Linked DNA regions of Homo sapiens: region 1 is linked to region 2. Evidence: chromatin loops called from intact Hi-C (ENCODE). Cell type or tissue: endothelial cell of umbilical vein. All regions are shown on one strand. Each heading gives the region's core, and the rest is flanking DNA. Links, peaks and the distances in the headings are about the cores only.

Region 1 (5,296 bases), core at 1,784-4,283, 57 kb before region 2:
ACCCTGAAGACCCCCTTTAGGAAACAGAAGGGCCCAGGAGCCCCATGGTGTTCTTTGCAGTCCCCTTGAATCTTCTCCCCACATTGCCTGTGCCCACCCCAGGCCACTACTCTCCATCTCAGCCCTGGGCCCACACGTGCAGCCTGGCACACATCACAGCACAGAAGCAGCCCAGTAGTGCTTGCGTCTGTCTGGGTCTGGCTGGAGGAGTGGGTGCCTCGGCGGTGGCCGCAGCCCTTCCTCATCACCTCGTCATAGTGCACACGTGTGTCCACGCCAGGCCCCGGGCGGGCAGGCTCATGCTGGGCACATCTGCTCACTCACTCCCTGTCCCCTCCACTTCCTTCTGCCCTGGATTTCCAGACAGAGTCAAAAATGGGTTCACATCAAATAAGATTTGTTTTCTTTCAGTGTCACTTTCCATTTATAGACAGCCTTCTCTTGGGAGGCTCCATCCTCCTTCCTCTGTCTCGTTTTCTTCCCTGGGTATTTGGGGATAAACTCTTGGTGGCTGTTTTGAGCCCTGTGGTCGGCAGCCCAGCCAGTCATTCATGCAGAGCGTCTCCAGAAAGCCAGCGGTTACCTTTACAGGAGTTTATGCTCATTTCTGTGGCCTCTGAGACCTCTGTGGAGCTGTGCCCACATATCGAGTGTGAATTGTTAAAAAGACACATCCGACCTGAGCCAGCAGGGTCCTCCTCCACCAGCTCAACCTGGCGAGGATGACGAGGGGGATAATTACAACAGTCACGGCAGCCGGTAGTTGCGGCACCCTCCTCTAAGTGCCTTACAAAAATGGACTCACTTATTCCTATGAGGTAGGTGCTGTTCTGATTCCTTCAGGCAGAAGAGGAAAGGAGCACATAGAAGTGAAGGCTGTGGTCCACCAGATGCTACATGGGGTCCAGCCCTGCTGACCTCTCCAGCCCGGCCTCCCAGTCTCCCCTTCTAGCTTTGTGCATTCGCCATACCAGCCTTGATTTGGCCCCTGGGATACGTCACGTGCCTTCCTGCCACAGTTCCTTTGCACACACTCTCCTCACTGCCTGGACCACTGTTCACTGCCCCCTACAGCGAATTAACCCTGACCCATCTTTCAGATCTCAGCTGTGACTTCTTCAGGGATGTCCTCCTCTACCCCTCAGCTCTCATTGTGCTGCCTGCCTGTCTTCTACGACACCGGTTGGGGCTTAAATTCTACTTTTATTTTTGTATTTTCTGATTAAGTCAGGCTCTCCCTCCAGACCATGAGGGCAGAGGCTTGAAAGTTCCACCTTGGGCCTGGTGCCGTGGCTCACGCCTGTAATCTCAGCACTTTGGGAGGCTGAGGTGGGTGGATCACAAGTTCAAAAGATCAAGACCAGCCTGGCCAACATGGTGAAACCTCATCTCTACTAAAAATACAAAAATTAGCTGGGCGTGGTGGCGTGCACCTGTAGTCCCGGCTACTCGGGAGGCTGAGGCTGGATAATTGCTTGAACCTGGGAGGCAGAGGTTGCAGTGAGCCAAGATCATGCCACTGCACTCTAGCCTGGCAACAGAGCGAGACTCTGTCTCAAAAAAGAAAAGTTCCACCTTGTATGTAATTCTAACATCTCATTTACCATGCTGGACTGACATGATCTGTTTATTCATCTATCTCATCTTTTGGTCTGTGAATTTCCTGAGGGCAGCATCCAGGTCTTTTTCTAACACAGTGCTCAGCTCAATAAATATCTGGAGAGTTAAAATGCATTTAAGTGAACAGCATAATTTGGGAAAGGGCACATGAAATTTGGGGACTTTTGATGCAGCAAGCTCACAAAATACAATCCTTTTGTACCACCTTCTTGGAACTCAATGATTTTAGAGAGAACGTTAGCTTTAAGAAGGCAAGTTCACTTATAATGAACTGCTCGATAGTTCATTGAACTTTGGATAGTAGAAAGATTCTTACTTTTCCCAAAGAAATATCAAGCTGTGGTTATAAAGCCAAGATAAGTGAGGAAGAAAGGATGTCTGCCCCTTCGAGGTTCATCTGAAGTTTTAGCAAAAGTGGGGCATAAATAACTAGTGGAATCTTGGACATTGTGTTGCGATTTGATACCTTCCAGCCCTTGGCCTTGTGTCCTTTCCTTATCTGTCTTGGATGACATTGCCTGGCTCTTCCACCAGGGCTGCCATCTGCTGTCTTCGACTCCATGAATGTTGTGGCCTCGTTGGAAGGAAACACTCCCTCTTTAGGGTTGGCTCCTTCCAGGGGCCAATCTCCCTTTGCCTGGCGAGTGGGCCCCAGGCATTCACACGGGACTGAGAGAGAGAAAGAGGGAGAAGGGGCTTCTCTTCTACCTGCAGGAGGAGCAGGCAGGGGAGAGCAGAGGGCTGCAGGCCTGTGGCTCACCCAGCAGGGTTGATGAAGATAGAGCCAGGTAACCGCAGGCTCCCACATCCAAACAGGGCCGGGCCTCAGCTCTGGCCCACCCCAGCTCCAAGGAAAACAGTCAGTTCTTTGGAAAAACTGTTTTCGTTTATGCTGCTTCCTCCTTCCTATCATAACAGATTACAAGCATGTTCCCTGGAGGACCGAATGGTGCCTTTCAAGAAGTTAGGAAGGAGCCATTGCTGAGTTGAGAGGATTAACTTGGTTCAACGTGGTAATAGCAGCACAGGATAGATTAACTGGGAATTTGAAAGAACATGATGGAGGCTTCGGTAACCCTTTATGACGCTTGTAAAATTCCAAGCATTTTGCAATATTAACACTGCCTAGGTATCACACATAATAAGTGAAGCGGCCCTTCCCTCATCTCGTCCACCATTGAGACCTGCTCCCAGCACACTCCCCACCACACCATAGGTACTCAGCAAATAGTTGTTAAATGAATACAAGAACTATGAGGCTGACCTAAGGTTCTGACAGCTTTCCAGAGTGGACAGAAAACGTCAATCTCAGCCATACTTTGCTCACAGGCATTGGGTAATGACACATAGACCTGCTTGCTGTTCTCCTTTGGCTTCTAGATCTAGTTCTTGCTTATCCAAAATTACTAATTCCCGACAGTTAACAAACGTAACTGCAATCCCAATAGCTTAACTCAGATCTAAGAAGGGTGTTTTTAAAAACTAGTCATCAAGAAATCCTTCTTACAGAGGAGGCAGAGCCCAGAGTAACTTGAAAATATTGCACAAATATTGAGAAAGAACATCTTGGGGTTTCAGTGGCCACAGCAGAAGAAGCTGAAGGATGTGCTGATATTGGAACGGGAGAGCCAGAGCAGCTTTCCAAACACTGAAAACCCGACTTATCCTGTGGGCGGGAGCCAGGCTGGTGCAGGGGAGCCCGCAGCCAGAAGAGGGCGCTCCGAGCTCAGTGTGCTGGCCGCGCTGGTGAGATCAGAGGACCCTTGCAAAGAGACTGTTTACACTTCAGCTTTGTTTTTCCTGAGTGTTTTTGCGTTCTCTGCAAGAGTGAGGGAGGGTTTTCCTCACTCTGTGCCAAAGAATGATCTGAAAATATAATTAAACTGATGACTTCACATATTAAATACCAAGTCCTAGGAATATAATTGTTTTTAAAATTTCTAATGGACTTAAGTCTTTGATCTCCCTGAAATCTGTGAACAAATTTCCCACATCATAACTCTTTTAACACATCTAAATGTGCCCTCAGGAACCAGTATCTTCTTCCAATATTGACTCTAGCCATAGAAAATGGATGGTTAAACCGAGAAGAGCAGACTGTTACCTCTCTGAGAGTTATTTCTACCTGGTCCATCTTATCAGGTTAATAAGTGTTACTATGTATAAATATAGTAACCCACAATATCTTGATTAAAAAAAAAGCTGTTATTCAGTTGGGATACTTTAAAGCCTTGTTTTCCATTTACATGCCTCCTTGGAAATCTATCTTCTTCCCCACATTTTTCATTCCCAGTCCATAAGGGAAGAGCAGACCAATCCAAGAAGCCCTTCAAGGAAAACAGCATACTTATGTGTAGACCCCGTGACTGACAACTCCAGCATTAAGAATTTGTCCTATAGAAGGACTCACACAAGTGCCCAAACATCAATGCATGAAATTCACTGCAGTGCTGTTTGTAATAGTGAAAATTTGGAAACAATGTTGCTTCAGAATGGAGTGATAAAATAAGTTATGGGTCTAAGCAAATAGCAGGCAGCCATAAGAAAAAGAGCACTAGACACACATGTACACATATGAGTGGGGAAAAGGAAGCCTCAGGACAATATATCCAGAATTATCCCATGGCTTAATTTAAAAATCATATATCTATGTGTAGACACATAGATAGAAAACTGAAAAAATGATTACCCCTGGGGAGTGGGATGGGGTGGCTGAGGAGGAACTCACATTTTATTTTGTTACTGCAGGTATTTTTTTTTATTTTTATTTTTATCTTTTTTGGGACAGAGTTTCGCTTTTGTTGCCCAGGCTGGAGTGCAATGGCGAGATCTTGGCTCACTGCAACCTCCACCTCCCAGGTTCAAGCGATTCTCCTGCCTCAGCCTCCTGAGTAGCTGGGATTATAGGCATGTGCCACCACGCCCAGCTAATTTTGTATTTTTAGTAGAGATGGGGTTTCACCATATTGGCCAGGCTGGTCTTGAACTCCTGACCTCAGGTGATCCACCTGTCTCAGCCTCCCAAAGTGTTGGGATTACAGGTGTGAGCCACCGCACCCAGGCCTACTGCAGGTATTTTCTAATGTAAAGGAAAAAACAACAACTTTTCAAGAGGGCAAGGATGCTGTCCACTGAATCTTTCCCTTCAGCCCCCAAACTTGCTAAGTTCTCTCTCCCTGGAGAATCTTGCCCATCCACCTGCTCCCGCCCCGTTCTCTGCTTCTCTGCACAGCCCAGCTTTCTGAAGGATGTCAGCACCCCCCCAACACCTCTCAGGCATCCCCAGCCCTCTGCAGTACCCCATCTAGCCCACCCCTCCACCAAAACAACCTTGGAAAAGCTTGTCCATGGTCTCCTCCCACACCTGATTGCGGTGGCCTGAGGCCGTGTGGTCAGCTGTGAATGTTGTTCTTTTTTGACTTGACTTTTACTGATTCAGAGATTCCTGCTATCTGGGTTCCCTTTAACCCCCAGGAGACCTGGTCCACCACACTCGCCATGCTGCTGGCTGCTGGCTGCGGCTGCGGCCGAGTGTCTGCCCAAGACTGGGTCTCTACCACATTCTCTGCTGGACTCTCAGCCCAGTGGGCAGCGGAACTTTCCAACCCACTCTGGACAATTCTTGCCCCTCTGGTTTCAATAATAACGCTGGTGTCTGGGTCTTCTTTCTCCTTCT
Region 2 (5,296 bases), core at 1,138-3,637:
GAGAAGTGGGGTGAAACTTGGCATTCCCTTGCCATTAACTTCTAGCCTCCCAGTAGTCCAGGCTGCCTTGAATAAACACCAGACCATCATACAAAACAGAGTTTTTATCTTATTTATTTATTTATGAGTTGGGTGTCTTGCTGCATTACTCAGGATGGAGTGCAGTGGCACAATCATAGTTCACTGAGGCCACGAACTGCTGTGCTCAAGTGATCCTCTCACCTCAGCCTCCTGAGTAGCTGGGACTACAGGTGTATGCCACCACATAAGGCTAATTTTAATTTGTTTTTGAGAGACAGAGTCTTGCTATGTTGCCCAGGCTGGTCTTAAACTCCTGGCCTCAAGCAATCTTTCCACCTTGGCCTCTGAAAGTACTAGGATTATAGAAGTGAGCCGCTATGCTTGACCAAAACACAGTTTTTAAATCAATTTATGTCTTTACTGAAATCTCTTAAAGATGCCAAAGGGTGGGGTTTGGGTTCCATTCATAACACCAACATTTCTGAAGAATCCTCTTCTCTTGTCTCTTTCTCAAGTCCTCCTCATGACATCTGTGTTAGTCCGTTCTCACACTGCTATGAAGGACTGCCTGAGACTGGGTAATTTATAAAAGAAAGAGGTTTTAATTGACTCACAGTTCCACAGGGGTGGGAAGGCCTCAGGCGGAAGGGGAAGCAACCACATCCTTCTTCACATAGCGGCAGGAAGGAGAAGTGCCAAGCAAAGGGGAAAAGCCTTTCATAAACCCATCAGGTCTCATGAGAACTCAAGAAGAGCATGGGGATATGTGGAGGAAAAGTTAAATCTTAAATTTGAACTCAATTGAATGTGGACACAAACAATGGTCACCAAGTCCCAGAACAGGTTGCATGAGCCCCTTGAGGCGTTCATCCAGACGGTTTTGGAGAAATCTGTTCCTGTATGTTAGTTATTGAAAAACAACAAACAATCATAAAAACAAGTTGACCTTTTTGTGTTCCTTGAGTCCAGTCATGAAGGGCCCTCGTGACTGGGCCTCATGCCAAATAAGTCGTTACAAAAAGAACTAGGGTCCCATACCACGCCAAAGCTTCATGAGACCTCTCCTCATCTGTGCATGGATGAGCGGTCAACTCTGGAGCCCAGGCTGTTGCTTCCCTGTCTGGTGATGAATCCTCTATAGTCTGGTAAGTGTAGTGGCCGACTCTGGAGCCCAGGCTGTTGCTTCTGGTCTGGTGATGAATCCTCCATCGTCTGGTGAGTGTGTGTGTATATATATATAGTCTATATTGATGGGAGAAGTGGGGTGAAAGTTGGCATGCCCTTGCCATTAACTTCTAGCCTCCCAGTAGTCCAGGCTATATATATATATCTTCTCCCTTTTCCCCTTCCCATTGCAATTTGCTTGTATCATTTGCTTATTATATCTGCATTGCCATTTACATGGGATAAAGGTTGTTTACCCTTGAAGGTATTGCATGTGTGTCTTTTCTTTTCCCTTTGTGCATCTCCCTCATAGAAAAGAGTAACCGCCCCCATGATTCAATTGCCTACCACTGGGTCCCTCCCACAACACGTGGGGATTATAGGAACTACAATTCAAGATGAGATTTGGGTGGGGACACAGCCAAACCATATCAACAGCCCAGCAGCTACTTCAGTCCTCCTTAATTTATCTCTTGAATTCTCCCAAACCCAGCTCATCCCTGGCTTGTTTCTCTTATTCTTTCTCTCGCCTTCTGATCCATTCTGCTTTCGTTAGTATGTAACTCCCTGCCTTCTCTTAGGTAGACCCATCAACCCATCCTACCCATGGTACTGCACAATTCAGAATCCTTTCCCAAATTTTCCCTTATTATGCACAAGAAATACTCCAGGGCCAGGTGCAATGGCTCACGCCTGTAATCCCAGAACTTTGGAAGGCTGAGGCAGGAGGATCGCTTGAGCCCAAGAGTTCAAGGCTGTAGTTAGTGATGTTGGTGCCACTGCACTCCAGCCTAGGCAACACAACAAGACACTATCTCAATTAAAAGAAAAAAAAAGAAAAAAGAAAAAGAAATACTCCAGAACTTGGCTAGTGAAGACTAATTCCTCCTTCACAGGAAGGAAGTGGGGGCAGGGGAAAATGATGCTGTAAATACTCTAAAATATGTATTTTTTCCTGTCCCATCAGCTATGCCATCTGGGATGGGGTGACGCCTGGATGAGATGTCATTTTAAAGGACATTTCTGGGACATGCTGGCATCAAGGCAAGTTTTCAGGTGGCTGCCATTTCCTTGTCATTTACCTTCTATGGACAGGACAGAGTCTCCACCCAAACCACCACCCTCCCACAAAAGCGGGAAGGAGAAGCCAGAAGGGAGAGAAATCAGACTTTTCCTGATTTGTCTAATAATAGAAAGTTGGCAGAGCACGTCACAGAATAGAAAGTATTTGATAAAAACAGCATCTGTTCAGCTTGGGACTCGAGCCGGAGCTGCATGGAAATTTAATTTATTCCTTCCTCGAGTATTCCCATTAGAGTATCACAATTCTGTCTTTCTCATTAATGAGAGAAGTTGAAAACGTTGCTTCCTGTGACCAAAATGGCTTTCTTTCCCACGGGCTGATGGCAGAGGAGGCGACAGCGCAGCTGAGCGAGCGGCCAGCAGGGGGCGCGGCCCTGCCGTCCTCACACCCACCCCGGACACGGAGACGCGGGGCGAGCGGGGCGCCCCTTACACAGCCTGCGAGGGGAGACCCAGGAGGTTTTCCAAACAAGAGGCTTTGCTGACTCTAGGGGCCTAAGAATAACCACTGTGTAGTATCCTGACTGCCGGCGGCCTCAGTAAAAGTGGTAGACAGAGGCTTCCCTGTCGCTCAAGGAGCTCCCAGGGCTTTCTAGGCTTCCCGTTCTCCTCCTGTTTCCCAGGACCCACCAGAGTGCCCCCTGCAGGTCAGGACGGGAACCGACACCTGGCCTTTGTCAAAACGCATTCCAGCGCCCAGTGAATTACTGTCCTCACGCCTGTCACCTCTCCATCTCCGGCTCCTCGCTGCTCTGGCTCCTTAAAGTCCTGCTCTGGGCAAAGTGGCCTTAACAGGAAATCAAAGCTGAGTCAAACTAATAATAGTTTGGCTATTGATCAGGCAGCCCCTTTAAATCACCCGGTGTTTTGTTTAATTGCAGAAAAATACACATAACATAAAATTTTCCATTTTAAATGTACAGTTAGTTTAGTGGTGTTAAGTGCATTCACATTCTTGTGCAACCATCCCCACCATCCATTTCCGGGGCTCTTTTCATCCTCCCAGGCTTAAACTCCACACTCATTAGACAAAAACTCCCCATTCCTCTTCCCCCAGACCTGGAAGCCACCATTCTGCTTTCTGCCTCTGAATTTGACTACTCTATGTACCTCTTATAAATGGGATCATATTGTATTTGTCCTTCTGTGGCTGGCTTGGTTCACTTAGCATAGTGTCCTCAAGGTTTACCCATGTTGTAGTGTGTGTCAGAATTGCCTTCCTTTTAGGGGTGAATAATATTCCACTGTATGTATATACCACATTTTATTTGTCCATTCATCTGTCAATGGCCACCAGGATTGCTTTCACCTTTTTGGCCATTGTGAATAATGTTGCAATGAGCATGGGTGTCCTTTTCGAGATTGTTTTGACCTGTTGGTATTTTAACAGGACTCTTTAGGAAGGTAATCCCAATGGAATAGTTCAAGGTCCGAAGAAAGCTGATGGGAACTATTTTAGGAAGAAACAGATTTAATGTCCCTTGCACCAAACCATATCACCTACATAGGGGGCTGCCCTAGGATATATGTTCTGATATCATGCATTTTGTATTTCCTCACTGAAAAGGATAAGAAGTTGTGCCCAGTGGAGGGAAAATGTTTCTGACTCAAACAACTTCCAAGCCACTTGGCTCTCGGAATCTTTGATAGCCGTAGATTGTTAGGCAGTGACAGTGGGAAGCCAGAGAGTGATGCAGACACGAGCAGGCTTTGGTGTCAGACCCGGCGAACATTTCTCCTGACATGAGCTTCAAATATCTTCATGAGCGGATTCTTTGGGGGTCCTTGCTGATTCAGCTTCTATCCGCCCCTCTATGCTTTCCTGTGCCTTCAGCTCTTAGTTTTTCCCCCATCAGCATTGCAATATGCTCAAGAAGTTAACAAAACAAATTAACACAGAGAAAGCACAACCCTCCCTTAAGCCCTGCCTCCCTTCAGTTCCCATCCTTCCTGTCTCTCTCCTGCTGTGGCCTGTAGCCTGTCTTCTTGAAGGAATCATTTTCACTTGCCACTTCCATATCCCCACTCCCATTCACTCTTGAACCCGGTGCTCTCCTGGCACTGGATTCTGAGGGTTTCTGATGTGACATCTTGGTTCAAGCTTCTGATGGGAAGTCAGCCCCCTGTTCAAGTCAAAAGCCCTGCATCCTGAGAAGTCCTGGCACCTTGCTTCAGAGACAGTTCCTAGAATACCAGAAGATATATATATATATGTGTATATATATGTGTATATATATACACACACACACATATATATGTATACATATATGTGTATACATATATGTGTATACATATATACACATATATATGTGTGTGTGTGTATATATATATATACACATAAATATATACATATATATATACACACACACACACATATATATACTTCCTCATCAAAAGAAGGCCTAACAAGAACTTTTGTAAATCATCTTTCCTGGCAATGGAGTATAGAGGTTAGGGGACCAACTGTATCATCATCCACAGCTTGATATGACCCCCAGCTCTGCCAGTTGCTAGCTGGGTGACTTTGGGCAAGTTACTTAAGTTCTCTGCACCTTCTTACCCTGCCTCTAACATGACGATCGCCCCAGCACCTACCTCATAGGCCTATTAGGATAAATAAATAATGCATGTCAAGAGCTGAGCACAGGGCATGGCTCACAGGAAGCATTTCATAAGGGTTAACTCGTGACTACTTTTTATTGGCATAATACTTAAAGGTTGACCTTAGTAATTAAGTCTATCTTGATTTTCATACCTGTAAAATTTGAGTGAACAAATGTGGTAAGACTAAAGGGTTTACTGCAAATTTTCTAGAGAATAATTGGTTCCCTAAGTGATCAGAAACATTTGCTAAGGATAACATGAGGAACGACAGGGAGAAACATCACATAGGGCTAATGAAAAGGCAGAATCTCTGAATGGAGATGAATACTCCTAGATATTGTGAGATAAACCAAAAAGCGGGAGAGTGTGATTGAACTTGTGCATCAGTGATTAGCGTTGGATAGGATTAGCATGCATAAACACA

Evidence for each region. Hi-C counts contacts between places; a loop is a spot of excess contacts. Peaks named below come from ENCODE experiments on the same cell type or tissue, not always from the same donor. Only the 100,000 strongest peaks of a DNase experiment are listed, where the experiment ranks them.
Region 1: a loop joins it to region 2, with 6 times the contacts of the local background. A loop is called at or near these places in 10 of 110 quality-filtered maps.

What each region holds. Positions count from the first base shown.
Region 1 is chr5:142,652,534-142,657,829 of GRCh38, forward strand. All of the region lies in intron 1 of FGF1 (fibroblast growth factor 1), which reads right to left. Among named protein-coding and RNA genes, the nearest start is that of FGF1, 31 kb to the right of the region's middle. RefSeq lists an enhancer at 3,211-3,505 and a silencer at 3,374-3,423. In endothelial cell of umbilical vein, for the core only: a CTCF peak has its summit at 3,321 (motif pointing right); a DNase peak (open chromatin) is centred at 3,348.
Region 2 is chr5:142,710,649-142,715,944 of GRCh38, forward strand. No RefSeq gene overlaps it. Among named protein-coding and RNA genes, the nearest start is that of FGF1, 27 kb to the left of the region's middle. RefSeq lists a silencer at 2,554-2,753. In endothelial cell of umbilical vein, for the core only: CTCF peaks have their summits at 2,648 (motif pointing right) and 2,852; a DNase peak (open chromatin) is centred at 2,813; H3K4me3 peaks cover 559 bases; H3K27ac peaks cover 796 bases.